Regions from separate parts of the Mus musculus genome. Here region 1 is linked to region 2. The links are chromatin contacts, found by Hi-C in ENCODE. All regions are on one chromosome and are shown on one strand. Each heading gives the region's core, a stretch centred on a gene start or an enhancer-like site at or near the end of the contact. The rest is flanking DNA. Distances are from core to core; before and after follow the strand shown.

Evidence for each region. Hi-C counts contacts between places; a loop is a spot of excess contacts on that map.
Region 1: a map of regulatory T cell shows a loop between it and region 2 (13-fold over the local background). The contact joins the enhancer-like site here to the promoter of Itgb5 in region 2. A Hi-C loop is called at or near these places in 2 of 37 maps with a recorded cell type or tissue (T-helper 17 cell and regulatory T cell).

The regions. Positions count from the first base shown.
Region 1 is chr16:43,771,185-43,773,884 of GRCm38, forward strand. The region is part of intron 1 of Drd3 (dopamine receptor D3); the gene reads left to right. Among named protein-coding and RNA genes, the nearest start is that of Drd3, 10 kb to the left of the region's middle. Within about 2 kb of position 1,372, at least 1 of the 3 ENCODE cell types and tissues checked has a DNase peak (open chromatin) inside an H3K27ac peak, as active enhancers do.
Region 2 is chr16:33,828,284-33,830,983 of GRCm38, forward strand. Itgb5 (integrin beta 5) reads left to right here and starts at 1,382. Exons shown (of 15, transcript NM_001145884.1): 1 at 1,382-1,747. The coding sequence starts at 1,678.

The sequences.
Region 1 (2,700 bases), core at 122-2,621, 9.9 Mb after region 2:
ATGTATTGAGAAAGGTCCAAGGTTTAAATGCACAAGCAAAGGGGGAAGTACAGATACTTATCAGTGGGAGGGGCAGGGCAATACAAGCAAAAGGAGAAGTACTTATGGGAGGAGGGGCAATAGAAATTCTTTCTTTTGACAGCTACACGGGGAAGCAGGAACTTGGTGGTGTCAGGGTGTGGTCAGGAGAGCGGTGATGACCCAGGGCTGGAACATCCTGTAGTTCTCGGAATCCATGTGTCGGTGGCCTGCTTTTGACCCTCTTTTCTTCTCGGGGGGAGAGGCCCAATTCAGAGATCAGGACAATAGCGTTGCCTAAATGGCTCCCAACAAGGAAAGTGATGTTGACCAAAGAGGGGCTCTGTTGAACTGCCTATTGGTGTTTGCTTCAGGAAGTCTGGTTGGACCCTAATGGAAACTTTCTGTCCGTACTTATTTAGAACATGAGTATTGTGACTTTTCTGCACTAGAACAGCATGGCAATCCCCTTCTGACCACAGTTACCAATATCAATGATGTCCCCAATCTACTGTTGAACACAAGAGAGCAACCAGTTTTGTAGAAAACCATCAGAAACCTGACCAAAGGCCTTAACAGACTCTCTGGAGCTGTGTCTCGCGGTTGTGTCCAGTGAAAATAGATGTGATCAAGCTGTTAGTCATCCACTATCCCCCAAAACAACAATGAAAAACAGCACCCCATTGTTCAGGACAGTTTTCAGAAAGTCGGTGCATGGTTGATGAAGCCTATATTCACCTAAATGCATGGAGGAGCAGAGCTATACCCCACTGGGAAATGGGTTGACTCTGGAAGACACTTTTTGTTCTTGTCAAGTTACCTCAAGGCTTTAGAGACTAGCCTCTAGTCAATACAATTCAGTATCTGGGTCTTTCTCCAGTAGTCAAGGGTTTATCTTGCTAGAGCAGAGGGTAAGATTTAAAGCAGCCATGATTCAACTAAGATTTGATTGTGTCCAAGACAAAAGCCAACCTCCATGCTTCTTAATGTGTCCTGAAGATGATGCAGTTCGAGTGGCTGGTCTAGTAATTATTATTCGTACCTAAGAGGAAACAATATTGTACGGTGCTGCTGTCAGCTTAAAGATCTGAGAGCCCTCGGAGGATAGGACACACATGAGAAGAAAACTATCTGAGAGCCAGAAGACTCACAAAATCCATAGTCTGACTTGGATACATTTATCTTTTCTGAACAAAATTGACTGGCCTTCCCATAGTAGCATGGGTGAGTTAGAGGAGACTATTATGTTGTATATTCAGGCAAGCCTGACTCGCTTCGATGTAAACAAAACAGGTTATTTCTGTCCCATGCCAGAATTCTGGAGGGAGGTGTCTGCTGATGTTATCCAGCTGCCCTATGATATCCAGGCGCAAAGCCTTCTATCTGTTCCCTTGGCTGTTTGGGCAAGTCACCTACTTCCTTACACTATGACAGACTAGCTGATAAAGCCTCAGGCATCTTATCAGTGTCCAAATATAGGATGGCAGGGAACAGAGAGAGAAATGGGGGAAGATGGAGGGAAAGGGTGAGGGAGAAAGGGGAGAAGGTAGAGAAATCTGAAACAGCTCAACTTGAACCATCTCCCCAAGGAATTTCAGTCTAACTGGCCAGAATTGAGTCAAGAGCTGGAAAAGGCCAAAAAAGAAAAAAGTTAAATTTTAAGTTGTGGTAAAAAGGAAAACACAGAGGCTGAGGAAATGCTGTCAAATGGGCAATAAATTGTCACCCAACACCACCTCCACTGGAATTCACTGGAATGGGTGTCATTCCAATGCAGGGTCACTTGATAGTGACTCCAAATAGGGCATATGAAGACTTGAAATTACATGGATAAAATGGGATAGCAATACTTTTCATGCTGGGCTGAAGTTAGTCTCATTTGTCATCACCTAAAAGGGTACCTTGTTGACTAGAAAGTATGATCTGTAAGGCTGTCCGCTCAAACAGTTTTAATTTTGTTTGTTTGTTTGTTTTGTTTTTGTTTTTGTTTTTCGAGACAGGGTTTCTCTGTATAGCCCTGGCTGTCCTGGAACTCACTTTGTAGACCAGGCTGGCCTCGAACTCAGAAATCTGCCTGCCTCTGCCTCCTAAGTGAGCCACCATGCCCGGCTCAAACAGTTTTAGTTATAAGTCCAACTCAGCTTAAATTGTAAGCACAATGAGCTGACTCCCCTTTTAACAGTCCTAAGGTGGCACAGGCTGAAGGCATACTTTGATAAGGGTTCCAACTCCATTTCTCCACCATTCTTTCTGCTCAGCCTTCTTTCATAGAGACCCCGTGCACAGGCAAAGTGATAAGCTATAAGCTTCATATATGCACATCCTACCATCTACACAAGAGAGAAATTGTGGAAGTGTCCAGAGGCATTCAATTGCACTGGCTTATAACACAGAACTTTCTTGGGACCGATCGCCCCATCAGAACTGGCATTAGCATAGTTTAAAATTGTGCCCCTTCCCAAGGAACACATCAGTAGCTCGGGGTTCTCAGGGATCCCACTGGAATGCAGGGACAGCTGAGAAGGCACAATCAACATGAGGTACAGTCAGCTGTCATAAGTGTCACCTTCCTTACTAAGGACGCACAGGAGCCTGCCCTCTGGAAGTGTGTAACAGAAAACTCACAGGGGCCAGTCACAGAACTACCTCTGTCTTTGTCATAGGACAAAAAGTATATGGGCT
Region 2 (2,700 bases), core at 132-2,631:
CAGGGTTTCTCTGTATAGATAGCCCTGACTGTCCTAGAACTCACTTTGTAGACCAGGCTGGCCTCGAACTCAGAAATCTGCCTGCCTTTACCTCCCGAGTGCGCCACCACGCTTGGCATGCAGCATGAATTCTACTGGATAATGGTTAGCAGCAAACATGATTTTTTTTCGAGACAGGGTTTCTCTGTGTAGCCCTAGCTGTCCTGGAACTCACTCTGTAGACCAGGCCGGCCTCGAACTCAGAAATCTGCCTGCCTCTGCCTCCTGAGTGCTGGGATTAAAGGCGTGCACCACCACACCCGGCCAAATATGACTTTTAAGTCATAACAAAGCAATGTAGGACAGAGTACGAATTTGCATATGGTCCAAGGATGAACTTTGAAGTTTGCTCTGGATTGGTTCACTTTTCCCTATGCACACACTACAAACTGGCTCCTGTCAGTGCCACCCAGTTAAGAGTTTGAAAGGTGGACACAACAAAGTTTTTAAGATTCAAACGCCTTAGGTAGGTTTTTGCACCTACACCGCCAAGTCCTGACCTTCTAGCTGCTGCTGCTGCTGCTTCTGCTGCTTCTTCTTCTTCTTCTTCCTCTTCCTCTTCCTCCTCCTCCTTCTTTTTCTTCTTCTTTTATTTATTTATTTTTTCTTTTGGTTTTTTCGAGGCAGGGTTTCTCTGTGTAGCCCTGGCTGTCCTGGAACTCACTCTGTAGACCAGGCTGGCCTCAAACTCAGAAATCTGACTGCCCCTGCCTCCCAAGTGCCGTGTAAAGTCGTGTGCCACCATGCCCAGCTCCAGCTGGTTCTTAATAGGCAAAGGTTAGGCTGCCTTACTTAAATCTGGATTTCAGGGAAAAAGCTAGCAGTCGCTTCCTCCAGTATATTAACCCTTGGTGGCTCAGTTTGCTCACCTAAACAACGGGAGGGATGTTAGCACTTATCACAGTGCCTGCTCACCAGGGTGCCCTCCGCTTCACCTGAACTTCCACGTTCCACGTGTCCTCCCCTGCCCATCCCAAGCGTGGCGTCTGGATTGAATATTCTCGGGCGAGGCCTGGCCTGGCATGCGCTTGTGGCATGACGAAATGGCCTGACAGATCCAAGCCGTAACTGCCCCACGATCCTGAAGTCAAAACTGAGATTGCTTTGGCCCAAGTAATCTCTGCAGGCCTAATGGAGCGCGCCCCGCCCCCTCCCAACTCCAAGACCGGGGAGGGAGACCCTAACTAGAAGTTTCGAACACCCGATCCCCACAAGTGGGTCAGCTGTGACAGCCACCTGGGCAACCCAGGATCTAGGCGTGCTGGCGGGTCCCGGTGCAGGGCGGAGCTGGTCCGGCCCGAGCTCGCCCCGCCCCGTCCCGCCTAGCCGTAAACTGACCGAGTGGCGGCCCGCAGGAGAGGGGGGAGGAGAAAGCAGAGAAGAGTGGGGGCTGGCGGCCGAGGAAAAAGGGAAGGGTCTCCGAGAGTAGACGCGCGGGGGACTCGGCGAGGGTGCGTCCGGAGCAGCGACAACTCCGAGCGTCCCAGCGGGCCAGCGAGGAGGATGGTGGCGGCCGGGCGCGGACCAGCCCGGCCGCGGGCGCCGTGAGCCGGAGCGCAGCGCCCGGCATGCGGCTGCGGTCCCCGGCCTCGGCCCCGCTCCGCCCCCGCCGAGCGCCCCAGCCGAGCGGCGCGCATCATGCCGCGGGTGCCCGCGACCCTCTACGCCTGTCTGCTCGGGCTCTGCGCGCTCGTTCCGCGCCTCGCAGGTAAGCCGCGCCGCCCCGCCGCGCGCTCCTCAACTTTTGCTCGCCCGCGGCCGCTTGCGGGAGCCGAGGGTGCAGTGCACCCCAGGGCGCTCCCAGAAGGGTCGGCGAGGCGCGGGCATCAGATCTGCGTGCGCTGGCGGGTTCCCTCCCGGGCTGAGGAGGAGCCTTCCCTTCCTGTGTAAACAGTGTGCGTCTGGTGGCGGAGCCCGAGGGCGCTGGGGACTTGGGAGGGGAAGCCTCCGGGCCCGGTGCTGGGGCCCTAGCTCTTCGCTCGCCTGCACAAAGCGGCCCTTGTGGCCCGCGGGGAGTGATGTGGGGGCCAAAGTGTGGCGACCGAGTCATCCCGGAGGTCTGTGGATAATGCAACTTTCGAAGTTTGCTCTAAATTGAAAGTTGTCATTACTCTCTGTAAGTCCGAAGTCGCTGCCCCACCTGGTACACCGCCATCTGATACTGTTCGGTACTGTGATTCACAAACACTGTGTCCGGACTGCGGAGGGGCTGCTGGCGCTACCTTAGCCGGATGCACCCTGGCGCTGATGCGGGAGCCCCCAGCTACCTGCGTTCAGTTTTCAGACTTGGGAGTGGCAATTAAGTTTAGGGACCGGACAGTGGTGGCACACGCCTTTAACCCTAGCATGCTACACAATGAGACCCTGTCTTAAAAAAAAAAATCCCTATAGGAAGAATGATAGTTGACGCTCCTACCTCTTCCAAACCTACCCACTCAAAGAGGAGTTTCCGAACTTTCCTCTTCCTGTCGGAAGTAATTGTGTATTGATTAAGAGTGCGCTATTCACTTTCAAGCCCGAGGTACTTGTTTGCCTCTCTGAGCCCAGTGGTTGCCTGGCTGCTTGAGGGGAGAACTCTGTTACCCCTACCCGTCTCATTTACATGAAGGAGGTTGAGGTTTCCATCTGAGAGCAAGGAGGGAGTTGAGGAAACCAAAAAAT